2 separate regions of the Homo sapiens genome follow, and region 1 is linked to region 2. Evidence: chromatin loops called from intact Hi-C (ENCODE). Cell type or tissue: mammary epithelial cell. All regions are shown on one strand. Links, peaks and the distances in the headings refer to the core of each region. The heading gives the core; the rest is flanking DNA. Region 1 has its middle 28 kb from the start of SLC28A2-AS1. Region 2 holds the start of TRH-GTG1-9 (tRNA-His (anticodon GTG) 1-9).

Evidence for each region. Peaks named below come from ENCODE experiments on the same cell type or tissue, not always from the same donor. Only the 100,000 strongest peaks of a DNase experiment are listed, where the experiment ranks them.
Region 1: a loop joins it to region 2, with 7 times the contacts of the local background. A loop is called at or near these places in 2 of 110 quality-filtered maps.

Annotation. Positions count from the first base shown.
Region 1 is chr15:45,298,540-45,315,426 of GRCh38, reverse strand. No RefSeq gene overlaps it. Among named protein-coding and RNA genes, the nearest start is that of SLC28A2-AS1, 28 kb to the right of the region's middle. In mammary epithelial cell, for the core only: a CTCF peak has its summit at 8,118 (motif pointing left); no DNase peak of the experiment used is centred there.
Region 2 is chr15:45,199,255-45,210,302 of GRCh38, reverse strand. It overlaps TRH-GTG1-9 (tRNA-His (anticodon GTG) 1-9), which reads right to left and starts at 9,152; the gene lies at 9,081-9,152. It overlaps TRH-GTG1-8 (tRNA-His (anticodon GTG) 1-8), which reads left to right and starts at 9,819; the gene lies at 9,819-9,890. It also overlaps a transcript of SHF not described here. RefSeq lists silencers at 8,948-8,997, 9,018-9,077, 9,718-9,997 and enhancers at 8,951-9,460, 9,328-9,617, 10,498-10,657. In mammary epithelial cell, for the core only: a CTCF peak has its summit at 4,974 (motif pointing left); DNase peaks (open chromatin) are centred at 4,972 and 9,132; H3K4me3 peaks cover 579 bases; H3K27ac peaks cover 396 bases.

The DNA.
Region 1 (16,887 bases), core at 4,651-12,650, 100 kb before region 2:
AGCTTAGCTGGGTGGTCCTGATTCAGGGTTTCTTATGGAGTTGCAGTTAACGTGTTGGTAGGGGCTGCAGGCACTTCAAAGCTTGACTGGGGCTGAAAGATTCACTCCTAACTCATTCCTGTTGCTGTTGGCAGGCATCAGTTCCTCATCTGATGTTGGCCAGAGGTTTTGATTCCTTGCCTTGTAGACCTCTCCATAAGGGCTGCTCACATCATGGCAGCTTGCTTCCTCCAGACCGAGAGTGTGTCCGGAATTGGCAAGTTCTTGGTCTCACTGACTTTAAGAATGAAAGTGCGGACCCTAGCGGTGAGTGTTACAGTTCTTAAAGGCGGCGTGTCCAGAGTTTGTTCCTTCTGATGTTCGGATGTGTTCGGGCTTCTGGTGGGTTCCCGGTTTCGCTGGCTCAGGAGTGAAGCTGCAGACCTTCGCGGTGAGTGTTACAGCTCATAAACGCAGTGTGGACCCAAAAAGTGAGCAGCAGCAAGATTTATTGCAAAGAGCGAAAGAACAAAGCTTCCACAGAGTGGAAGAGGACCCTACCCAATTGCCACTGGGGCTCGGGCAGCCTGCTTTTATTCTCTTATCTGGCCCCACCCACATCCTGCTGATTGCTAGAGCCCAGTGGTCTGTTTTGACAGGGCGCTGATTGGTGCCTTTACAATCCCTGAGCTAGACAGAAAGGTTCTCCACATCCCCACCAGAGTAGCTAGATACGGAGTGTCCATTGGTGCATTCACAAACCCTGAGCTAGACACACGGTGCTGATTGGTGTGTTTACAAACCTTGAGCTGGATACAGAGTGCCGATTGGTGTATTTACAATCCCTGAGCTAGACATAAAGGTTCTCCATGTCCCCACCAGACTCAGGAGCCCAGCTGGCTTCACCCAGTGGATCCCGCATGGGGGCTGCAGGTGGAGCTGGCTGCCAGTCCCGCGCCGCGCCATGCCCCTGCACTCCTCAGCCCTTGGGTGGTTGATGGGACTGGGCGCCGTGGAGCAGGGGGCGGCGCTCATTGGGGAGGCTCGGGGGGCACAGGAGCCCATGGAGGGGGTGGGAGGCTCAGGCATGGCGGGCTGCAGGTCCCTAGCCCTGCCCGGCAGGAAGGCAGCTAAGGCCCGGCGAGAAATCGAGCGCAGCGCTGGTGGGCTAGCACTGCTGGGGGACCCAGCACACCCTCCGCAGCCGCTGGCCCGGGTGCTAAGCCCCTCATTGCCCGGGGCCGGCAGGGCCGGCCGGCGGCTCCGAGTGCAGGGCCGGCTAAGCCCATGCCCACCCGGAACTCCAGCTGGCCCGCAAGCGCCGCTCGCAGCCCCGGTTCCTGCTCGCGCCTCTCCCAGCACACCTCCCTGCAAGCTGAGGGAGCCGGCTCCGGCCTTGGCCAGCCCAGAAAGGGGCTCCCACAGTGCAGCGGTGGGCTGAAGGGCTCTTCAAGTGCCGCCAAAGTGGGAGCCCAGGCAGAGGAGGCGCCGAGAGTGAGGGAGGGCTGTGAGGACTGCCAGCACGCTGTCACCTCTCAAGAGGACAAAGAGAGACACAGATTGGGAGAGAGAGAGAATGCACATGTCCAAGACAAAAACCACAGTCTTTTTTAACTTAACCCACAGTCTTTTTTAACTTAACCCCAGAAGTGATGTTCCATTACTTCTATCTTATGCTGTTGGTCACACAGACCAACCCTGGTTTAATAGAGTTGCCAGATTTAACAAATAACAGAGTATTCCCAGTTAAATTTGATTTTCAAATAAGCCATAAATTATTTAGTACAAGTATATTTCATGCATATAAACATATTTGGGACATACTTATACCAAAATACTATAAATTGTTTAACTGAAATTTAAATTTAACTGGGCATCTTATATTTTATCTGGCAACCCTACTACCCTGGTACAATATAGGAGGGGATACTCCAGGGTGTAAAAACCAGGAGGCAGAGATCATTTAGGGCCATGCTGGAGGCTGGCTCTATTTAAGGGTTAGTCATCCCTTACCACTATTTAAATTTTTTTTGCAGTCAATTTCATGTAACTACTCTTCCAGTTGGACTAAAAATCAAGTCAAGTTACAAAAAAAATTTAATTATAGTTTTTGTTGGGATTTCATTGAATCCATAGATTAATATAGAAAAAAATGGATATAAAATGCAATTTTCTGATCAATCCTTTTATTTTATTTATAAAGAAAAGAGGTTTAATTAGCTCTTGGTTCTGCAGGCTGTACAGGAAGCATAGCTGGGGAAGCCTCAGGAAACTTACACTCATGGTAGAAGGTGAAAGGGAAGCAAGGCACAACTTACATGGCTGGAGCATGAAGAAGAGAGTAAAGGGAGAGCTGCTACACACTTTTATTTTATTTTTTACTTCTTTATTTTTAAATTTTACTTTAAGTTCTGGGATACATGTGCAGAACGTGCAGGTTTGTTGCATAGGCACACATGTCCCATGGTGGTTTGCTGTACCTATCAACTTGTCATCTAGGTTTTAAGCCTCGTATGCATCAGGTATTTGTCTTAATGCTCTCTCTCCCCTTGCTCCCCACACCCCAACAGGCTGCAGTGTGTGATGTTCCCCTCCCTGTGTCCATGTGGTCTCATTCTTCAGCTCTCACTTATGAGTGAGAACATACAGTGTTTTGTTTTGTTTTCTGTTCCTGTGTTCATTTGCTGAGAATGATGGCTTCCAGCTTCATCCATGTCCCTGCAAAGGACATGAACCCATTCTTTTTTATGGTTGCATAGTATTCCATGGTGTATATGTGCCATATTTTCTGTAGGCAGTCTATTACTGATGGGCATTTGGGTTGGTTCCAAGATTTTGCCATTGTAAATAGTGCTGCAGTAAACATATGTGTGCATGTGTCTTTATAGTAGAATGATTTATAATCCTTTGGGTATATACCCAGTAATGGGATTGCTGGGTCAAATGGTATTTCTGGTTCTAGATCCTTGAGGAATCGCCACACTGTCTTCCACAATGGTTGAACTAATTTACACTCCCACCAACACTGTAAAAGTGTTCCATTTCTCCACATCCCTCTCCAGCATCTGTTGTTTCCTGACTTTTTAGTGATCACCATTCTAACTGGCGTGAGATGGTATCTCGTTGTGATTTTGATTTGTAGTTCTCTAATGACTAGTGATGATGAGCTTTTTTTCATATGTTTGTTGGCCGCATAAATGTCTTCTTTTGAGAAGTGTCTGTTCATATCCTTTGCCTACTTTTTGATGGGTTGTTTTTTTCTTGTGTAGATTCTGGATATTAGACCTTTGTCAGATGAGTAGATTGCAAATATTTTCTCCCATTCTGTAAGTTGCCTGTTCACTCTGATGATAGTTTCTTTTGCTGTGCAGAAGTGCTTTAGCTTAATTAGACCTCATTTGTCAATTTTGGCTTTTGTTGCAATTGATTTTGGTGCTACACACTTTTAAACAACCAGATCTCATGAGAACTCACTCACTATCACAAGAACAGCAAGGGTGATGCCCATCCCCATGATCCAGTCACCTCCCACCAGGTCCCCCCTCCAACACTGGGGATTACAATTTGACATGAGATCAATCCTTTTATGTCCTCTATTAAGTTTTATATTTTTATTCATCTAGGTCCTGCTTACTTCCTGTTAGGGTTTGTTGTTGTTGTTTTGATTTGTGATCAAAAAAATTTTACTTGTGATATTTTTGAACTGGTTGTGGTTGAAATATAAGAATACTATTAATTTTTATGTATTGTTTGCAATGACTGCCTTAGTGAATGCTCCTATTACTTCTTTTTTTTTTTTTAATAGAGATAGAGTCTTGCTCTGTCACCCAGGCTGGAGTGCAGTGGTGTGATCTCAGCTCACTGTAACCTCCACCTCCTGGGTTTGAGCGATTCTTCTGCCTCAGCCTCCCGAGTAGCTGGGATTACAGGTGCCTGCCACCACACCCGGCTCTTTTTTTTTTTTTTTTTTTTTTGTATTTTTAGTAGAGACGGGGTTTCACCGTGTTAGCTAGGATGGTCTCAATCTCCTGACCTTGTGATCCACCTGCCTCGGCCTCCCAAAGGGCTGGGATTACAGGCGTGAGCCACTGCGCCTGGCCTATTTCTAATAACTTTTAAGTTGATGCCCTTAGGCTTCCCAGGTATATATGATAATGTCATTTGCAAATAATGACAATTTTACCACGTCCTTTTCAATGTTTAAACCTCATATTTTGGTTTTTTAACTGACTATACTATCAAACAATTATAATTTTTATGAAAAAAGCTTGGACTAAGACAAAATCTTTTGAACTGGGGAAAATAGTATATAGGAAAACTATTTTACACATTTTATTATTTAGATTGAGGCTTAAATGTGGTATGATATTTCCAAACTACACCTCCAAAAGCTAAGAACCAAAACTTTCACTTAAAAAGCTTTCCAGAATTGTAGTTTGTTTAAATATTCCATATCTGCATTGCTTTGAAAGAACTTGAAACAAAGTCTGAATTCCAGGTGCAGCCTGACTTTTTTCTTATCATTTCAGATAAAAGTTCAAAGGGAACTTTTCAGAGGGCTTCAGACATATCATTATCCCAAAGAGTTTATTAAATAAAGAGCTTTGGATCAGGAAAACAAGAACCCCAAGTTATATAAGGGTGAGTCTTCTGCGAATCTAGAGGACAGGCCACCAGCACAAAAACAACATTACCCCAGCTTTCAGAGGAATGCTGCAGCCTTCGCCAGGCATTGGCTCCTGTCCTTTAACAACAGTTTGTTAACACTTTCTTGAGCAGTGGGAGTGGCAGGTTTTTCACAAGGGAGACTGGGGTAGCAATCTGGAGGGAAGGGGAAGCTAGAGGACTTGTCTCAAGGCTACTTCTGCGTAGTAAATAATGTGTGTTCTAAATATGCTTTTTTTTTTTTTTTTTGAAACAGGGTCTCACTCTGTTGCCCAGGCTGGAGTGCAGTGGTGCATTCTTAGTTCACTGCAGCTTCCTCCTCCCAGGTTCAAGCAATTTTTCTGCCTCAGCTTCCAGAGTAGCTGGGCCCACAGATGCATGCCACCACACCCGTGGGGCTTTTTGTTTGTTCGTTTGTTGTATTTTTCGTAGAGACAGGGTTTTGCCATGTTGGCCAGGCTGGTCTCAAACTCCTGGCCTCAAGTCATCCGCCCACCTCTGCCTCTCAAAGTGCTGAGATTACAGGCGTGAGCCACTGCGCCCGACCAAAAATATGCTTCTGTCTATAATTACAAACTTTTGTTTATGTATTAATTATGATTCTGGAGGGGGGTTGCGGAGTTTATGAAAATTGGTGGCCGGCGGGGGGGAGATAAGGCTCTCCCAGGCCATTCCTTCCCCTTGCCAGTGCTGTAAAGAACTGTTCTAAATTGATGGAGAGAAGATTTCGAGTGCTATCACAATACACACATGCAAACACACACACACACAAAGGTAACATGAGGAGATGGATATGTTAATTTGCTTGACTGTAGTAATCGTTTCACTGTGTTTATGTATATACTACTTAAAATATACACTTTTTATTACAAAAAAAAGAGACAAAAATAAGTCGTATGGAAATATAAAGTTTAAAAAGATACAATTCTTGCCCTCAAAATAGCATATAGTCGAAACAAAAGGGTAGGGCACAAAGAGAGGGCAAAGCATGAATCAAAGAAAAAGACTGAGGTAACTGCTGATTATGGGCACAGTACATAACCAACTGTTCCACCTTGAGGTTACAAATGAAAACATCAATGTTGAGGGCTAAGTTGGTTTTAAATTCTGACTTAACACGGTGTTGATGGTGGCAAAAGACCTCCATGGAAGGGGGTGTAGGAAGAAGGAAGGAGAAGTGTCTTTTTCCTAGCACCCCCGGAAATGAGGTCCTAAGCCCTGTTGAGTCCAGAGAGGCACCTCGTCCCATCACACAGCTAATTATGTAGCAGCTCTTCGGGAAGAGGGGTTTCAAATCCTCCAGAGAGTTCAACACAGGTCTGGAGACTGAAAACAACCCAGGTGGAGCAGCTTCATTCAGCACTTACTGTGTAAATATGTTATTAAGCACTATATTGGGGATAAAATAGGACAAATATGTTCTCTATCTTCAGAGATATTGTTTGCAATGGAAGAAGTTTTCCTCTCTGCCACCTCACAATCACACTCAGGATCTTACCTGTGCATAATCATTCAGAAGGATCCACCAAAACAACTGGGCTTGCATTTTCCAGAAGCTTCTTGTCCTCGAGACTGTGTGCTCCTTATGAATAGAGTGCAAACAAATGCGACAAAAAATGTAGAAGATGCTCAGCCCATTATTATTATTATTATTTTTTCTAAAGATAGGGCATCACTGCAGCCCAGGCTGGAGTGTAGTGGTGCAAACATGGCTCACTGCAGCCTCGACCTCTAGGGCTCAAGCAATCCTCCCACCTCCCAGCCTCCTGAGTAGCTGAGACCACAGGTGTGTGCCACCATGCCTGGCTAATTTTATAATTTTCTGTAGAGATGGGGTCTCCCTGTGATGCTCAGGCTGGTCTCAAACTCCTGGCCTCAAGCAATCCCTCCACCTTGGCCTCCCAAAGTGGTAAGATTACAGGCATGAGCCTGGACAGTTCTCTTTAACTCTCAAATGCCCACATCAGAAAAGACAGTACAAATGTAAGCTGATTTTCCTATTTCTCTTTAGGGGCACTGTGTTAACAACAGTTTCTAACTTAATGAATGCCAATTGTGAGCCAATTTAAACCAAATAAACCAGGCCAAGTCATTCTATTACACAGTAGATCAGAGCAAAACCCATTCTAGCCTGGACCAGTGGCATCCAAACAATAACCTAAATGCCTGGGGAGAAAGGCCAATTTAATTAACATTCCACCCTGAACTCTTTTTTTTTTTTTTTTTGAGACGGAGTCTCACTGTATCAGCCAGGATGGAGTGCAGTGGTGTAACCTCAGCTTACTGCAACCTCTGCCTCCTGGGTTCAAGCAATTCTCCTACCTCAGCCTCCTGAGTAGCTGGGGCTACAGGTGAGTGCCACCATGCCTGGCTACTTTTTTGTATATTTAGTAGAGACAGGGTTTCACCATGTTGGCCAGGCTGGGTCTTGAACTCCTGACCTCAGGTGATCCGCCCGCCTCGGCCTCCCAAAGTGCTGGGATTACAGGTGTGAGCCATAGCGTCAGGCCCCTGAACTCTTGATTCTATCCACCATCCCCTCCTCCAAAACCTCTTCCTCCCCAAGCCTTCTCCACCTCAGAAAATGGCAACCCCATCATCCAGCCAGTTGCTTCATCCAGAGACTGGGGAGTCATCTTTAATGCATCTACTTTCTAACTTCCCAGATCTAGTGACCACATCCTGTCAATTCTACCTCCAATTTCTCTTGAATTCATCTACTTCTCTTTCCTCTGGCATCACCCTGATCCAAGTCATCTTCATCTCCCTCTAAGAAAACTGCAATGGCTTCCTAGCTGATCTGCTTACTTCCACTCTTACAGGAATCCATCAGATTCTTCAGAGACCTAATAGGTCTCTTTTTCTCCACATACCTAGCTCATCATAGCACTCATCGCAATTTATTTAAATATATATGTATGTATGTATGTATGTATGTATATAGCTACATATATTTGTTTATATATGTGTGTGTGTATACGTTTATGGAATGTTGCTCTCCTCAGAATTTAATCTCCATGAAGACAAAGTCCATGTCTGATTTTCTTTCACTGAAGTATTATTCCTAGTGCCTAACACAGTACCCAGCATATAGTCAGCATCAATAAAACTTGTTGGAAGAATGAAAGAATGAATGAACGAATGCTTTGTGGAATCCCTGCATGACAGAAGTCCTTCTGTTCACAATAGACAACTGCAGTCCAGAGCCCATTCTCTTAAAAGTCTTTCTTTTAACCTCAAAGCCACATGAGTCAATTCCTCAAAGAGAATGCACTTACTCCTCCAGGCTGATTATACAGTGACCTTCCAGCAGAGCCATTTAGGAAGAAAAGAGTCAGATCTCTGATGGAGCCAGACTAGATGGAGAGAAGCCAAATGAGAATTCCCTTTCTAATGCGTTGGAAAGATCTGAAGAAGAAAATGAAACAAAAATCTTAGACTTAGAGCCTTTGAGGAATTCTTGCCATCTGGTGGCAATAATATTAATCTGCAGGCAACCAAGCACTTTTCCTCGGCTTTCTATAGTATCTCAACATTTCTGAAATTGTACAATGATTTTAACCTTGGTGTGGGTCTCCTTTGATTTCATCATGCCCTGTATTCTAGAAATTTATGGCCTTCAGTTCTGGGAAATTTTCTCAAATTATTTCTTTTAGTATTTTTCTTCCCAATATTTTTTCTTTCTCTTGTTGAAATTTCTATTATATTATTCAGATGTTAGATCTCTGATCTTTTAACTTGCTTTTCTCTTTTCTTCTGTCTCATTATGTCTTTTTGTACTAATTTTTGAAAGGTAATAATTTTGGCTCCACCAAAATATCACTAAAACAGGCCATTGATTAAACAAAGACAACTTTATTCCTATGGCAGTAAGGAAGAACACTAACTTGACAGAGTCTTAGTAGCCTCTCAGAAGGGGCAGGGAAAAGTTGACATATTTATGAAGTTTTGAAGTCTGGTTTAAGGCAGGTCTTTCAATGCTAGGGCTTGATCAGAATTGGATAAGGATAATAGTTTAGAGTTGGTGGACACAGCAAGATTTTGAGGTGACGGATTCAAAGAGTGTTGGTGCCAGTCTTGGTGGCTCATGCCTGTAATCCCAGCACTTTGAGAGGCTGCTGAGGGAGGATCACTTGAGCCCAGGAGTTTGAGACCAGCCTGGGTTACATAGTGAGACCCCTGTCTCTACCAAAAAATAAAAAAATTAGCTGAGTGTGGTGATGCATGCCTGTAGTCCCAGCTACTCAGGAGACTAAGGAGGGAGGATCACTTGAGTCAAGGAGCTGGAGGCTGCAGTGAACTATGATCATGCCACTGCACTCCAGCTTGGGCAATAGAGCGTGACCCTGTCTCAAAAAAAAAAAAAAAAAAAAAAAAAAGAGAGCGAGAGAAAGAAAAAGAAAAAAACAATTCTTGGGGAGTAAACTGTCACTTGATGATATCTATTGGTAAATCGGACAGTTTGATGTTTATTTTAACAGTTTCTGGGGGAAATAAATCCCAGAATAAACAAAGTTATTTGCTTCTTTTATTGCCTCATGAAAGAGGTCCCTTTTATAATAAAGTTTTATTTGTGAAGAGACTGAAAGAGTAATGTCTTGTAAATTTAAACAGTAAACTATGTGGTTTCAGTCCTCAGAAACCACTTTATTTTCCTCGTCTTATTTTCCTTCCCTTCTGTTGAATTTTTTTTTTCTACTATAGCATTTTCCACTTACAGGAGTCTCTTTTCTTCTCAATTCTCCTTTTTAAAGCCTCCTTTCTTTGGGGAAAGGGGAGATATGATATCTTTTCCTAGCAACAGGAACAGACAGTAGGTATTTTTTAAACACATTTTCCTGCCAACTCCATTGCTTTGATTTCCTCTGAGTTCCATTTTGTTCATTCTGTCCTTCATGCTGGAGAAATTCCTTTATTGTCTGAAGGTGATCCTTTATAGGACAGTGACTAATCATAGGCATAAAGTATCAGTTAAACAAGATGAATAAGCTCTAGAGATCTGCAGCATGACAATGTGCCTATAGACAACAAAAACATATTGCACACCTAACAATGTGTTAATAGGGTAGATTTCATGTTCAGTGTTCTTACCACGATAAATTAAACTAAAAGAAAGAACAGTGAGACCAATACCAGAGGTGAGGCAGAGTAGGAGGTTGGGCTGATCAGTGTAGAATGATCTTATTAAGCTTGGAAGGTTTTCCCTGCTCTTGGGGTGGAACATTTTCCCAAAGAGGAATTTTCCAGTTTCCTGTGGGTTGAAGAGGGTAAGCTGGTTGCAGAATTCTCAGAACCGAGTTGGAGAAGGGAGCTAGGTTGTCACTGTCTAATATTGGCTTTCGTTTAAGTCCCATTTTCTGTAAAGTATCCCTACCCTCAACTATGGCTTTTTTTTCAGTCATTTTTCCCCTTTCAGAGATACCTACCACCTCTAATACCCAAGCTTTTCTGGAGTTCTGGGAATTGGCTTGCTCTGAGTTTTTTTCATTAATAGTTTAATGGGTTATCACTCTGCTAGGTCAGTTTCCACCTTTCCATCGGCTTTACAACTCTTGAAGTGTAGTCACTGTCATCTTCTTACCCAGTTTTTTTGTCCTTGTTGGTTTATGCATTTTGAATATATTGACATTTTAGAAGGCTTTGGCTAGGCATCAGCGACAAGTGAATGTGCTCATTCGACCACATTTAACCAGGAGTCTGCATTATATTCCTAAGATCCCCTCCAACTTCTAATTCTGTGATTTTAAATACATTTTAATTAAGGCAAGAGTGAGTACATAATTAGATACAAAGCTGGAGAGATTACGATTTCACGCAAATGAGATGGAAAAAGAGAGGTAATTAGCTTTAGCTTTTCAATAATCAGTCTAGGGGAAACTTCATGGAAGAGGTATTTTAATAACTGAACCTGAACCCTTTCTCTCTTTCTCCCTTAAGAGCAGCATGGATGAACCAAAGACAAGTTGAGGTAGCCTGCAGCAATTTTGATCTTGATCCAGACTGCAAAAACAAATTACCATCAAGATTTAGGAAGGAAGAAGAGACAATATTTAAAAAAACCTGAAAATTCCACAGGGAGAAACTGCATGTGCCTGACTAAGGCAATGCTAATAGGAATAGAAAGAAAGCATGGATAGATATTTACATGACATGATTTTGCATTTTTTAAAGTAATGAATCAAGGGCTGGGCGTGGTAGCTCACACCTGTAATCCCAGAACTTTGGGAGGCCGAGGCAGAGGATCACTTGAGGCCCAGAGTTCAAGACCAGCCTGGGTGACATACAGAGACTCCATCTCTACAAAAAACTTAAAAATTCGCTGGACATGGTGGTGCACGCCTGTAGTCCTAGCTACTTGGGAGGTTGAGGGGGAAGGCTTGCTTGAGCCCAGGAGTTTGAGTCTGCTATGAGCTATGACTGTGCTGCTGCCCTCTCGCCTAGGCAACAGAGCAAGACCCTGACTCTAAAATTTAAAAATACATAAAAATAAATAATGAATAAAAATTGGTAAATTAATAAGTTTACTGAATACCTATATTATAAGTAAAGAGGACACTGTACTAGATGTAATAAGAAAGAGAAAAAAGAATTGTGCTCAGAAGTTGGTGATATTCTTAAATAATAAATATTTTTGATATTGTTGGGTAATTTATGACTTGAGAACGATTACAAAGTGACAAGTTAATGAAAAGCTTAGAAGATTTCAGTACAAATTAATAGTGGACATGCAAGAATGATTCAAAAAGGAACTTAAGAAAACAGTCTCATTTATAATAGCATCCAAAAGAATAAAATATCTAGGAATAAATTTAACTAAGGAGGTGAAAGCCTTGTGCATTGAAAACTACAATACATTGCTGGAAGAAAGTTAAGAAGACATCAATAAATGAAAAGATATCTCATATTCATCTATTGGAAATTGGAATATTTAATATTGTTAAGACAGCAATGCTACCCAAAGTGATCTACATATTCAATGCAATTCCTATAAAAATTCCAATGCCTTTTTTTTTCTTGCAGAAATGGAAAAGTAGATCCTCTCAAATTCATAGGGAATTGCAAGGGGCCCTGATTATCTAAAATAATATCAAAAAAATAACAAAGTTGGAAGACTCATAGTTTCCAATTTCAAAACTTACTACATAGCTACAGTGATCAAAACAGTGTGAGGTATTGGCATAAGGACAGAGATAAACATCAATGGAATAGAATTGAGAGACCAGAAGTAAACCCATACATCTATGGACAATTGATTTTCAACAAGGGTGACAAGACCATTTGATGGGGAAGAAGTAATCTTTTCAACAAATGGTTCTGGGAAAACTGGATATCCACATCCAAAAGAATGACACTTTTTGGACCCCTACCTCACACCATATACAAAAAGTAACTCAAAATGGATCAAAAGTAACTCAAAATGGATCAAAAAAAAAAAAAAAAAAGACTGGATGTGGTGGCTCACATCTGTAAATCCCAGCACTTTGGGAGGCTGAGGCAGGTGGATCACCTGAGGTCAGGAGTTCAAGACCAGCCTGGCCAACATGGTGAAACCCTGTCTCTACTAAAAATACAAAAATTAGCCGGCATGCTGGTGAATGCCTGTAATCCCAGCTACTTGGGAGGCTGAGGCAGGAGAATAGCTTGAACCCAGGAAGCAGAGAGGCTGCAGTGAGCTGAGATCACGCCATCATGCTCTATCCTGGGCAACAGAGCCAGAGCGAGACTCTGCCTCAAAAAAAAAAAAAAAAAACCTAAATGTAGAAACAAAAACTACTAAACTCTTAGAAAAAAGGATCAAGGTAAATTTTTATCAGTTTGGATTTGGCAATGAATTCTTAGATATGGCACCAAAAGCACAAGCAATAAGAGAAAAAAATAGGTAAAATGGACTGTGTCCAAATTTAAAACTTTTATGTCAGGACATTACCAAGAAAGTGAAAAGACAACCTAAAGAATGGGACATTTGCAACTCATATATTTGCTAAGTGCCTGGTATCAAAAATATATTTTTTAAAACTCTTACAGCTCAACAGAAAAAAACAAGCAACTCAGTTTAAAAATGGGCAGAGTGCTTAAGTAGATATTTCTTCAAAGAAGATATACCAGTGAGCAACAACCACATAAAAAGATGCTCAATGTCATTCGTCATTAGGGAAATGTAAATCAAAACCACAATGAGATACCACTTCAAACCCACTAGGATTGCTATAATTAGAAAACCAAAACCAAACAACAACAACAACAACAACAAAAAGAAAACAGTAAGTATTGCTAAGGAATTAGAGAAATTGGAACTCTTGTACATTGCTGATGGAATATAAAATGGTGCAACCATTGTTAAAAACCGTTTGGTGGTTTCTCAAAAAATCAAACAGGGAATTACCCTATGACCCAGCAATTGTACTTCAAGGTATATACTGCAAAGAATTGACAACAGATACTTAAACAAATACGTGTACATGAATGTTCACAGCAACACTATTCACAATAGCCAAAAGATGGGAACAAACCACATGTCCATAAAAGAATGAATGAATAAATAAAATGTGACATATGCATATAATAGAATATTATTCAGCCATAAAAAGGAACAAAGGACTGATACATGCTACAACATGCAGGTACCTTGAAAACATTATGCTAAGTAGAATAAATCAGACACAAAGGTCATATGTGGGTTTCATTTATATGTAATATTCAGAATAGAAAAATCTGTACAGATAGAAAGCAGATTAGTTGTTCCAGGGGCTAAAAGAGGGTAGAATGAGGAGTGACTGCTTAATGGGTAAAGCGTTGTCCTTTGGGCTAATGAAAATGTTTTGAAACTATATAGAGGTGGTACACATTGTGAGTGTTCTAAACGCCACTGAATTGTATACTTTAAAATGATTAATATGGCCGGGTGCGGTGGCTCATGTCTACAATCCCAGCACTTTGGGAAGCCAAGATGGGAGGATCCCTTGAGCTCAGGAGTCCAAGACCAGCCTGGGCAATGTGGCGAAACCCTGTCTCTACAGAAAATACAAAAGTTAGCACATAGTGGCACACAACTGTGGTACCAGCTACTCTAGGGCTGAGGCAGGAGGATTGCTTGAGCCTGGGATGTTGAGGCTATAATGAGCTATGGCCCCACTACACTCCAGCCTGAGTGACAGAGAGAGACCTTGCCTCAAAAAATAAAATGATTAATATTATGCTACGAATGTCATGTCAATTAAAAAAAAAAGAGTGAAGAAAATGCCGAAGGACCTATTTTTTTAAAGCCTTAAAAGTAGAGAAAAATAGAGTGAAGCAAATTCAAATACAAAGCCAAAACAAAACAAGGGTGTATAACACTGAGAATTTCACCCTGAAAATAAAAATGGATATGGACACTAACAAGTAAAAAAGATAGAGTATACACAATCACAAAAAAAGCAAATCAAAAAATTTTTTGTGAGCAGTACTCTGGGAATGCTGACTGAATAGATGAAACTCGTAACTGTTATTTTAAAAATTTCACTGCGATGCTAAAGGGCAGGAAACCTAGACAAAATAGAGATAGGGAAGAAGCCTGCTTTCCTGAGAACCTAGAAAGTTAAAAGTGATATCTTGGCTTGAAATGGATACAGCATAGACTAGAAGAGAAAAATCATCCTAAGGATCAGGACCTACAGGAAAGACATTATATTAAGAGATAGGAAGGAAGACAGTGAATGCCTAACATAGACTGAAGATTGGGGGCCTTGAGTAGTAGGGAATACAAGACATAAAACCCAGAAGTGCCAGCCATTGATATCCCAGTAATTTCCAGCTTTACATCCCAAATTCTTCCCATCCCTGCCTAGTAGCCTATTCCACAACAGTCATGGCAAAATCTACTGCTACAGCCAAGGCTTTAAGGTCAGCATTCTTTAACTCCTAGTTTAGCAGGGAAGCTCAAAATATAAATTTTTCTTGAAACTAAAGTACTCTATTGGACCAGCCAGAGGGGATGAGCTTAAGATGGGGAAGTAGATTTATGTGCTATTCATAAGGAGTATAGATATTTGAATTTCCAAAAAATATAAAGAGGCTTAGACTTAAGAAATAGGAACAGTGGTGTGTTTCATTTTAAAAAAAAATCCCTGCCACTCTTGGTTAAACAGGTGGGTTTTAAAGCCAGAGCTCCTGGGATCAAATGCCAGCTCCACCATTTATTAGCAAGCTCATCACTCTTCGCTTGTTTCCTCCGTAAGAAGTAGATAATAACAGTATGTAAAGCTTAGGTTTTTGAAGACTGTATGTAAGATATGCATGGCACCTGGTGCTTGCTAAGGTCTCAACACACGTTACTTTCACTTTTCTGATCATTCTGTTTCCCGTTGAGGAGAGCTGCTCCCAGATTTGCTTTAAATAGGAGACTGAGCTGGACATGGTGGTTCACATCTGTAATCTCAGCACTTTGGGAGGCTGAGAGGGGAGGATAACTTGAGTCCAGGAGTTGGAAGCCAGCCTGGGCAACATAGTGAGTCCCCATGTCTAAAACATATTTTCAAACAATTAGCTGGAGGTCGTGGTGCATGCCTGTAGTCTATCCCAGCTACTCAGGAGGCCAAGGTGGGAGGATCATTTGAGCCCAGGAAGTCGAGGCTGCAGTGAGCAATGATCATGCCACTCCACTCCAGCCTGGGTGACAGAGCAAGATCTATCTCTACAAAAATAAAAAATTAACCAGGCATGGTGGCACAGGCCTGTAATCTCAGCTACTCAGGAGACTGAGACAGGAGGTTGCTTGAGCCCAGGAGGTTGAGGCTGCAATGAGCTGAGATCATTCCACTGTACTCCAGCCTTGGCTACAGAGCAAGACCCTGTCTCAAAAAAAAAAAATTAAATTAAATTAAAATAAATAAATAGGAGACTAAGGCAGAATTAGAAATTCAGCCCTTCCTCTCCAAATTTCCTCTTTGTTCATGTGTTTGGGCCAAACTTTTAAATAAGCCCAACAAATTAATTTGTAGCCAAAGACTGAGCTCCATGGTAATAATGGCAGTGGCTAACACTCCAAACTAACTGTGCGACAGCCACTATTATAGACTGATTTTTTATGATGACCCTGTGGGGTGGGTACATATTATCCCTGTTTTACAGGTGAGAAAACTGAGTTACAGAGAGGCTAAGTATCTTGCCTAATATCAGCTATTGATAATGGCTATTAAATGGCAGTTAGGGTTAGAATCCAGGTAGTCTGCGTATTAGTCCATTTTCATGCTGCTTATAAAGACTTACCCAAGACTGGGAAGAAAAAGAGGTTTAAATGGACTTTAAGTTCCACATGGCTGGGGAGGCCTCAGAATCATGGTGAGTGGTGAAAGGCACTTCTTACATGGCAGCAGCAAGACAAGATGAGAAAGATGCAAAAGCAGAAACCCCTGATAAAATCATTAGATCTCATGAGACTTATTCACTACCATGAGAACAGTATGGGGAAAACTGCCCGCATGATTCCAATTATCTCCCACTGGGTCCCTCCCATAACACATGAGAATTATGGGAGCATAGTTCAAGTTGACATTTGTGTGAGAACACAGAGCAAAACCACATCATTCTGCCCCTGGCCCCTCCAAATCTCATGTCCTCACTTTTCAAAACCAATCATGCCTTCCCAACAGTCCCCCAAGGTCTTAACGCATTTCAGCACTAACCCAAAAGTCCACAGTCCAAAGTTTCATCTGAAACAAGGCAAGTCCCTTCTGTCTGTGAGTTTGTAAAATCAAAAGCAAGCTAGTTACTTCCTGGATACAATGGGGGTACAGGTATTGGGTAAATACAGCCATTCCAAATGGGATAAATTGGCCAAAACAAAGGAGTTACAGGGCCCATGCAAGTTCAAAATCCAGCGGGGCAGTCAAATTTTAAAGCTCCAAAATAGCCAGGCACAGTGGATCATGCCTGTAATTTCAGCACTTTGGAAGGCCAAGGCAGGTGGATCATCTGAGGTCAGGAGTTCAAGACCAGCCTGGCCAACATGGTGAAACCCTGTCTCTACTAAAAATTCAAAAATTAGCCAGGCATGGTGGTGGGTGCCTGTAATCTCAGCTACTCAGGAGGCTGAGGCAGGAGAATTGCTTGAACCTAGGAGGCAGAGGTTGCAGTGAGCTGAGATCGCACCACTGTACTCCAGCCTGGGCAACAAGAGTGAAACTTCATCTCAAAAATTAAATAAATAAATAAATTAATTAATTAATTAAAAATAAAGCTCCAAAATGATCTCCTTTGACTCCA
Region 2 (11,048 bases), core at 1,621-9,620:
AGAACAAAGAAGAAGCTACAATGCCATTTATAATGTCCTATCAGACCTGTCAGATGTGACACACCATAACTTCCAAATTATTCTATTCATTCAAAGAATAATTCATTCAGCCCACCTTCACTTCAGGAAGAGAAATTAAGCTCTACTTCTTTTTTATTTTACTTTGAGACTGGAGTCTCGCTCTTATCGCCCAGGCTGGAAAGCAATGGCGTGATCTCAGCTCACTGCAACCTCTGCCTCCTGGGTTCAAGCAATTCTCCTGCCTCAGCCTCTGGAGTAGCTAGGATTACAGGTGCTCACCACCAAGCCCAGCTAATTTTTGTATTTTTAGTGGAGACAGAGTTTCACCATGGTGGCCAGGCTTGTCTTGAACTCCTGACCTCTGGTGACCCGACTGCCTCGGCCTCCCAAAGTGCTGGGATTACAGGTGTGAGCCACCGTGCACGGCCTCTACTTCTTTTTAAAAAAATTTTTTTAGAGATGGGGTCTAGCTATGTTGTCCAGGCTGGAGTGCAGTGGCTATTCATAGCCACAATCATAGTGCACTGTAGCTTCAAACTCCTGGGCTCAGGTGATCCTCCCACTTCAGCCTTCCAAGTGGCTGGACTATAGGCTTGTGCCATCAAGCCTGGCTAAGCTCTACTTCTTGAAGGGAGGAGTATCAGAGAATTTGTGAACATATGAACTTGTGAATCACCTGAGTTTTCTTGAAGCATTTGGCCAAAGAGAATTGAAGAAAAAGAAGTTATTTGCAGCTTTGATTATATGGTTAAAAATATTTTATCTAGACTCAGGACGAGGCCAGTGAACCAGAGTAGTCATGACACAGAAATAGTTTGACTTTTTGAAATTTTTTTATTTTTGATATGGAGTCTCGCTCTGTAGCCCAGGCTGGAGTGCAATGGTGCAATCTCGGCTCACTGCAACCTCCACCCCCTGGGTTCAAGTGATTCTCCTGCCTCAGCTTCCCGAGTAGCTGGGATTACAGGTGCGCACCACCACACCTGGCTAATTTTTGGGGTTTGTTTGTTTGTTTTTTGGTTTTTTTTTTGAGACAGAGTCTCACTCTGTCACCCAGGCTGGAGTGCAGTGGCACGATCTCGGCTCACTGCAAGCTCCGCCTCCCGGGTTCACACCATTCTACTGCCTCAGCCTCCCGAGTAGCTGGGACTACAGGCGCCCGCCACCACGCCTGGCTAATTTTTTTGTATTTTTAGTAGAGATGGGGTTTCACCACATTAGCCAGGATGGTCTCGATCTCCTGACCTTATGATCCACCCGCCTCAGCTGGGATTACAGGCATGAAACACCGTGGCCAGTATGACTGAAATTTAGAAGAAAGTTTGGAAATAAAAGAAATTCAAGTCAGATTGTTGCAATTTTTGTATGTATCTTTCCCTTTTAACTTAAAATTACATTTGAAATTTGCACATTGTACCATCATGTCAAATGCTCAATGCTAACAATATCAGTATAACATGGATACGTCTCTTTTCATGCTGTTTTGGCTACCCTGACTCTAGAAAACATTATACACTTGATATTAGATCTTCCTCTTTTGATCTGAGAGACCAAAATGGATGCACCATTATCAAGTAAGACAGACTCAAAGCTTAAGGAAAGTAACTTACCTATGGGTCCAAGGTGCCGGCTGGCATAGCAAATTGCTAAATTCCTATGGCTAAGGTCTCTAATAATAGGAGCTATGAGCTCTGATTTACAACCCAGACCCCAAGTCTGATTAGACAGAGGACCAGCCTTACAAATATTCTTTTCTCAGAAGCTATTGCAGACCTTAAGCCAGTTTCAGACAGCTTATAGAGGCTGTGCACAAATTGCCTTGGTGTCCTATAGTTCATCTTTTGATGTGGAGCCAATTCCACCTCATTTCAATGCCAAAATCCTACCCCAAAGTGAACGTGGCATGTATGTTACATACATGTTTACCCATTGCCCATACATAGAGTTCCCTCATAAATATGTATAGCTTTTCCCCAAATCTGCTGAATGTGTATGACACAAGCTCTGTGAAGCATAAAACCCAACGTGTCCTTCCCCTCCTTGAAGAAAGAGCAGGCCAGGTGAGGTGGCTCACACCTGTAATCCCAGCCCACTGGGAGGCCGAGGTGGGTGGATCACTTGAGCACAGGAGTTCAAGACCAGACTGGGCAACATGGTGAAACCCTGTCTCTACAAAAAATACAAAAATTAGTTGAGTGTGGTGGTGTGTGCATGTGGTCCCAGCTACTTGGGAGGCTGTGATGGGAGGATGGCTTGAGACCAGGAATTCAAGGCTGCAGTGAGCTATGATCACACCACTGCACTCCAGCCTGGGTGACAGAATGAAATACTGTCTCAAAAAAAAAAAAAAAAAAAAAGAAGAAGAAGAAGAAAGAGCACCATTGGTCCACGTTGGAGACTTTCTCTTCCCAGCTGCAAACTGATATCACCAATATAGCTCTCCTTTCTACCATCTAGCCATCTTGGTGATCTTCTGGATGACACACTCAAGCCTCATATCCATTTTTTTTTATCCAACATGTTCATCCCCTCTACCTCCATGCTAAAGAGAAAACATCTATAGGTGTGATTTGAGGGAAGAGTCCCTCGTTCATCCCTAGATGAGTATTAGTCCCCGAGCTCCAACATCAACTACTAGTCCAGGGAGCAGAAATTCTCTTCTGTCTCTCCTGAATGAAGACTTTTATCAGGATATAATTATCCATTTACACCTAACCTTTCTAAAACACAGATATGACTATGTCTCTCTTCTGCTTAAAAATGGGAACTTAAATGCCCCTCTCCCCTCAATGCCTGACACAAAGCCTATGGACAGCCTTCAGGAAATTTGTGAATTCCTGATATTTTATCATAGGTGTATTACTTTGGAGAACAAGGCTGTGGCTGTCAATGGATCCCCAAAGCAATGTTACCACAAAATGTGAAGAAACACCAGCCTCCAGGAAAAAGGCCTGACTCAAGTAAGAGATTCATCAAAATTTGGCTCCAGCCTCTCACCCTCCACTCTCTCCTCCATATCTTTGTTGTTTCTTTGTTTGTTTGTTTTAGGGGGAATTACAGGCATGTGCCATTGCACCCATCTAATTTTTGTATTTTTAGTAGAGATGGGGTTTCACCATGTTGGCCAGGCTAGTCTCGAACTCCTGGCCTCAAGTGATCCGCCCTCCCCGGCCTCCCTCCCCTCCATATCTAATGTTGTAGCTACAACTTGTCTTTTCCTATGCTATCTGTGCATCATACTTCCTTGCTTTTACTTATGCCTTTCTCTTTGCCTAGAATACCCTTTCCTTTTTATCTTTTTTGAGACAGAGTCTCATTCTCTCACCCAGGCTGGAGTGCAGTGGAGCAATCTCGGCTCACTACAACCTCCGCCTCTCAGCCTTAAGTGATTCTCCTGCCTCAGCCTCCCAAGTAGAATATCCTTTCCCTTTCTTTTCCAGGAAAAGTACTATGCATGCCTTGGAACTCAGATCAAATGTTGTATCCTGGTAGAATCAACGATCTAAGCTCCAACACACTTTGTATATATGTCTGGCATAGTTCTAATTAGTTCTTCACTCATCTGATTAACCCCGAACTAAAATGATCTCAGAGTAAGAATGGGTCTTATTTAATTCATATCTCCAAGGCCTAGCACAGATCATACTAGGCACTACTGGTTATTGGGCAGGAGGATAGGTGTCAGCATGGACCATTGCCCAACAGAACAGGAACACATCTCCCTCTGAGCATGCCTCCTCAGACCCCCTACTCACCCAGGACCATTTCTGCTCAGCCTGATGCTTTGGCTCTCTGAACTCTGTAGTGAGCTTTGTATTTGCAGATTTTTCTGACCAGTAACTCAAAACTAATTTTGGAGACCAACATTGCCAATTTAAAACGTTTCCAAGAAAAGATGTTTTTTAAAACCTATCACTGGCTGGGTACAGTGGCTCATGCCTGTAATCTCAACACTTTGGGAGGCCGAGGCAGGTGGATTACCTGAGGTCAGGAGTTCAAGACTAACCTGGCCAACAAGGTGAAACCCCGTCCCTACTAAAAATACAAAAATGAGCTGGGTGTGGCGGCACATGCCTGTAATCCCAGCTACTCAGGAGGCTGAGGCAGGAGAATCGCTTGAACCTGGGAGGCAGAGGTTGCAGTGAGCCAAGAGCAAGACTCCGTCTAAAAAACAAACAAACAAAAACAAAAACAAACAAAAAAACACCTATCACCTACTTTCTCCATAGTTTTATAAAAGTCACTTTAATACCTCAAAAATAAAAAGGTCATTGTCTCAGCCTAGAGGACAGTCCTTTGGATTAAATGCATTTAGCATTTTAAAAGCTTACCACATTGACCTCATTTTTTCATTCAGTGGTGAAAAGTTTGTCCTAGTTTATCAGTTCTAAAAAGTTTGGAAACCACTGATTTAGACCTTTGCTTCTGCAAGGCAGCTCCTGCATTCTTCCTGACTCAGGAATTAGTTTCAGGTCTCATGCCAGGAATAAAGTCCTGCACCATCTTTCCCTACAGTTTCTTTTTGTGGATATGGAGAGAAGTACCTAGAAACAAGAGACCGACTACAGCATATTGAACAGTCTATGCTGGTCACTTGACTTTGGATGAGGGGCAAATCTCAGTTGACAAACTCAGCTCAAAAATAAACTACTCTAGGCAAGAAGTATCTTATACAGCTTTGCAGCCCCCAATGACTTAAGAACTAAGAGATGCTAGTTTATGGGAAGAATGAAGAATGAATGAATGAATGAATGAGTGGATGGATGGATGGATGGATGGATGGATGGATGGATGGATGAATGGATAGATAAGTAGATGGATGAAATCTGAGTCCTCATTACCCAGAGAATCCCTGTGGAACAGGCTCAGTTAAGTCAGAAGTGGTATGTTGCAAATTAAATGAGTCTTTTCCAGCCTCAGCTTTTCACTACTACTTCCTGGGGCACAGCGCCTTCTAGTGGAAATCCAGATGTGCTGCCTCCTCCCTAGACGGCCCTAAACATGGGCCCTTTGATGACTCCCTCCCAGATCACCATCTCCTCACTGTGAAAACCTCAATGACATCCCCATTGATGAGGCTCAGTAGATTCAGGCAGGTCCCTTCTAGTAACCCAAGTACTCACAAGATGAACAATGAAGGATTCCATTAGAGCTTTAGGCTAGAGCAGCACTTCTCAAACTTTCCTGTGCAGATGAATCACTTGGAGAGGACCTTGTGGAAAACCGAAGATTTTCACTGGGTAATTCTGAGTTGTGGATCAAGATTCTGAATTTTGGACAAGCCTTCCAGGACCAGAGCCTGCTGGTCCAGTGGCAGCTGCTCAACACTGCGCCCCTGTGGGGGTTGGCAGCTCCCAGATATACGAGGTATAACCAGGGAGTATAACCAGGAAGCTGTGGGGTTGATGGTTTAAGCAGACAATCTGAAGCTTATAAATTACTGTTGTCCCTTTCAAGGTTTGCCCTTTGAAGTCTACACACTCCTACCAAAAAAAAAAAATTGTTTTTCTTTTGCTGGAATGTTATTTATAAAACATTTCTGGCATTGTCATTGAAATTTTTGTGCCTTAAAAGACTCAGTGGTGACATTTTTCTCTTTGAAGGTAGCTTTAAAAGCAGTCAAAAGTTATTTCAAAATAGAATGTGATTATAAATATTGAGGTGGATGTACTCATATGGCTTATAAATTAGCCCTGAAAATAATCTCCAAATAAGAATTCCAAAAATATTTTGGGCAGCTGTTTGGAGAAAGTGGAATGCCTGATTTGAAACACAATACTCATTTGGATGTTTATGTTCCAGGGTGTTCATTTTTAAGGAGTTGATTTCATTATGTTATATTCCCATCTACTATATTATTTAAGTAAAACTTCAGTAGGGCTTTGTAAGTGCCAGGCACTATTGCTTTACAAATATTCATTCATTTAATCTTCATAACAATCCTTTTACAGATGAGAAGTCATTCTACAATCATTTTACAGGTGAGAAAACTGAGGCATGGAGACATGTTGCTTCCCCAGGGTCACCTAGTTAGTAAATGGATGAGTTGAGATTCAAATCTTAAACAGCCTACTTTCAGGTGTCAGAGGCTTCATTACTAAGCTATGCTAGCTCCCCCAACAGAGACGAGGTCTCATTATACTGTCTAGTCTGGTCTTGAACTCCTGGGCTCAAGCAATCCTCCCACCTTAGTCTCCCAAAGTGCTGGGATTACAGGCGTGAGCCACCATCCCCAACTTATGCTACCCCTTAATTAGAGTTAGGACTAGTCTAGTACTATCAACTACTGTACCTCAGGGTCTATCAGATGGAAGGGAAAAAAATTCAAAGTGACTTAGAGGTTGGAAACCTGCAGAAATTAACAAATCCAACCAAGATGGGAACAACTGGAGCTGGAATGTGTGAACAGGGTGCTCTTAAGTATAAGCACCCTACCTCTTTCCTGGCACTGAGACCTAGAGAAGAGTTCCAACCTCAAGCTGGAAGTGATAGGAGGAAATATTACATTCCCAGAATCAGAAATCATAAAACAATTTTAAAAGCAAGGGACCAACAGGAAGGGGGTGCTGACTGATTGCTCAGAGAGGGTGTCCCAGGGCAGCGGGGTCTTGATGAGGTCATTCCAGGCCAGGGTCTCCAGGAGCAGGGCTTTGCCAGCCCTGACATTCCATTTTGTCAGTGTACCTAGAGATAAGTAGGCACAAGGGAAATGAATTATGCTAACCAGACTCTTATGAGTCTAAACCAAAACACCCACAGTTAGGAGAACAGTGCCAATAAGCTTGTTCAAAGCATGCTTTTTCCTGTAGGGAAGTCTAATGGGCAAATCATTATCAAAGTCTGTTTTGTAAGGAAAATTGACTGAGTGACCTCAGAAGAGGATGTTATGAAATGTTGAGAGCTGGATGCGCCCATCTCATGGACTACCGTGTAGCTGCCAAAAAGGCAGCCCTCCCCTCGTGTCACTCTTCCTGCAACTAGGTCACAATACAACACTTTCAGTTCAGCTTTCTTTAGCATTCCTGACCTCAGACATGGATGGCTAGTGGGTTATCTCAGATGGTGAATGTTTGTGATTTTTGTTTTATTGGTTGACGCTTTTTTTTTTTTTTGAGACAGGGTCTTGTTCTGTTGCCCAGGCTGGAGTTCAGTGGCATGATCACGGCTCACTGCAATCTCCCCCTCCCAGGCTCAAGCAATTCTCCCACTTCAGCCTCCTGAATAGCTGGGACTACAGGTACACACCGCCACACCTGGCTAATTTTTGTATTTTTTATAGAGAGAGCTTCTCACCATGTTGTCTAGGCTGGTCTCAAACCCCGGAGCTCAAGCAATCCTCCCACCTCAGCCTCCCAAAATGCTGGGATTACAGGCATGAACCACCATGCCCAGCCTCTTGGTTGACACTTTTTCCTTGTAGTACTCTTAGAGAGTGGCTACTCCTAACTTTCTCCTCAGGGTGTGGGAGCAGCTCATTGCCTACTGAAGCACCTGCAGCAGGGCAGTGGGGGCTGGTCTTCAGGGGAAAAGCCAGAGCCTTTCCTGGCATCCCACCCTGACACCTTATTCCAGCCCACAGATTGAAATCCGTCACAGCAGTTATTTGGTGAGGGGTTGGAGGAATATAAGTCACCACATTCCTGTTGGCCAGTTCTTTTTTTGTTGTTGGCGATGTTGATTTTCTAGACATATAACGTTTGAATCAGTCATCCAAAGCTTGGCAAGTTCTCAGGCTCACCTTTCCCCATTCTATTTTGCGCAGAACACTCTCGAGGTGTGAGCTGTCCTGTTGTGTGGTTTAAACTCGCCAAATGTAGAGAACTGGGAGACTGGAGACCTGGGGAGATTACAGCCCCCACGCAGTGCCTTGCTTTTTTTTTTTTTTTTTTTTTTTTTTTTTTGAGACAGGGTCTTGCTCTGTCGCCCAGGCTGGAATGCAGTGGTGTGATCTCAGCTCACTGCAACCTCTGCCTCTCGGGTTCAAGCAATCCTTCCACCTTAGCCTCCCAGGTAGCCGGGACTACAGGCACACGCCACCATGCCCTAATTTTTGTATTTTGGGTACAGACAGGGTTTCGCCATGTTGCCCAGGCTGGTCTGGAGCTCCTGAGCTCAAGAGATCCGCCCACCTCGGCCTCCCAGAGTGCTGGGATTACAGGCATGAAGCCAGTGCCTAGCTTTTAAGTGCTGTTCATTCTTTACTGATTGATTGTGGGTAGAGGGGGCGCAACCCCATTGCAATGTCTGTCTCTCCCAGGAATGATCTCGGGCTTGCCTTGCCACCCTCAGGACACCTGAGAGGAGCTGGAGAGGCTCATTCCTCAGTGCCCTCTCATTCCCTCCTTGAGAGTGACATAGCCACCACCAGCTGCCTGAAAGTCAAATCCAAAACTCACTTCCATTTTGCCTAATGCCAAATGACAGACTTGAATTTGTTGAGTTTGGGTTTTTTAGGTCCACATAAAACAAGCAAACAAAATGTGCTTAAACTTGAGGTAGATTAGGGGAAAACCCTCCAGGAGAAAACCCCCTCTCACCTAGGAGACTGTGGAGATGAAGGCCACAAACCTCTCATTAGCACCCCTCATAGTGGCTACTGGAACCAGCACCTCTAGTGCAGTCATATATTTCACTTGTCACGGGATCTGAAGCAAAACGGTTCAGCGTATGGTCTAATCTGCATTCTTCTAACCCTTAATTAATGTTTGCACATTGTTCCTATCACCCCTTTGTCCCAAAGTATTGATGTTTTAGCTAGTGTGAAGGTTTTTAGAGGATCCAATATATGATTCGGTCATTCACAAGGGTAAAATAAAGAGTACCACACAGAAACTACACAAAAATAAAATAATCACATATTGGGGAAGGTGGGGGTGACTGATTCACTAGCAGATGAGAAAGGAAAGCCCCAGAGTGTGCACCGAACTTTTTGTGCACACTTCATTGTCCGTTATAATTTCAGCCCTGGCCAGGTAACAGCTTTTAGAGTTAGCTTCCCAGAAGAATGTGTGGCTTTCTAAGTCTAAAAAGAGGCCCTTGCCGTACCATTGTTTCCACAATGCCGTGACTCGGATTCGAACCGAGGTTGCTGCGGCCACAACGCAGAGTACTAACCACTATACGATCACGGCGAGCTACCGGGACGCCACGACGAGCAGCTGACCCAGTGTTGCCCTTCTCGTCTAGATGGCGGCCATTCCAGCTTTCCTAAGCGTCCATTATCTACCAGGTTCCTCCCGCACCCACGTTCACCCGCAAGAGCAGCCGGGAGCGCTGTGGACTCCCTAGCCCGAAGTCTCCTCTTGGCTGTACGCACGGACCGCAAAAGAAGGGACATGAAAGTGCTTTGCAACCAAAGGATTCCTATGAGGCCGGGCCTGCAATGATGTGAAGCCCCTGAGGACGCCCGAATGGTGGCCCAAAGTCTCTCTGACGCTCACCATGCCCTGACTATCATGCTATCTGAACGACTTTGGCTGGGACTGGAGCTCTTAAATTTTACAAGAAGGAAAATCAGTTCTGACCCACCACCATACAACTTCCTTGAGGCGCGAGGTAAGGGGAACCCCAAGAGCAGCCTCCACGGTGGAGAAATCGGCCACCGTGTCTGGTGCGCAGGCAAGTGTGGACCAAAATCGAGAAAGCAGAGATTAATGCTCTTGCGTGCCCTCAGATGGCTGCGAGGGTGGAGATAGGCTAGAACAAACAATGACAAATCAATGACATTGCAAGGGGGCGGGGCTTTCAACAGAGAAGAGTTCAGGCGACAAGCCGAGGTCCTGTGTCCCTAGTAGCTCGCCGTGATCGTATAGTGGTTAGTACTCTGCGTTGTGGCCGCAGCAACCTCGGTTCGAATCCGAGTCACGGCATTGTGAGGACAATGGCACGGCAAGGGGAGTTTGTTTTATTGTACCAATCCGTTTTTAATCCTGAGTTCACAACATTGTGGAAAATGGACCCCGATTCCCTTGTGACATTTGAGAGCGACGTTTACGCTGGCTCTGGCTAAATTGGACTTTGGAAAGATATAGGCTTCCGGGTCCTCTGAGCCTGGGCGCGTTCTTGAAGACAAAGCACAGACCACTCGCCAGTTTAAAAAGTGTTGTAGTAGACATACGTACAAATTTCCACAGAAGCACTGGGAGCGGATTCCTAATGATAGGAAAAGAAGGCTTAGCAAAGGAAGTGAGGATCAAGGTAGCTCTTAAAGGCACAGTGAGAATTTGTCAGGCAGCCAGGATGATTTCGTGTACAGAGGCTTGAAGGGAGTCTTGAAAAGGAAAAATCTTTTTTTTTTTTTTTTTTTTTTTTTTTTTTTTTTTTTTTTTGAGATGGAGCCTCGCTCTGTCACCCAGGCTGGAGTGCAGTGGCGCGATCTTGGCTCACTGCAACCTCCGCCTCCTGGGTTCAAGCGATTCTCCTGCCTCAGCTTCCCGAGTAGCTGGGACTACAGGCACCCGCCACCAGGCCCATCTAGTTTTTTTGTATTTTTAGTAGAGACGAGGTTTCACCGAAAAGGAAAGATCTTAATTCCTCTTTATAAGTCTTCTGTCTTCTTTGTAAGTCCCCACCCCAACAACGCCCAAAGGCTCTGGCCTGACAGGTAGTAGGCGCTTCTCGAGGACGTGTTGAGTTGAATGAGTGAAATTGAGGCATGGGGAACGACACTGAAGGAGGGCCAAGAGATGAGCTGGAAAAGGCAGACGAAGTTCCTGCCGTCTAGGGGTGAGGGTGAGGAGGGTAGAAGTGAAAATATTCAAATCGTGTTTAGCAAGATCCCTCCCGCGGCTCTGCATAGGGAGGATTGATGGGAGAGGGTGACATTGGAGAGACAGGTGTTCTCTCTGGAATTCACTTGTTAAATGCCAATGGCACCTTCTGAGTTTTAGCAAATAGCCACTGCCTGCTGTGTACTCGGCCCGGTTCTAGGCGCCGTGGGGGCGAGAGCACTGATGGACAATAATTAAAATCGGACTTAGTCCCTGCTGCGGCCCCGTGACACAGCCTAGGTGGGCACCTGGCACGGC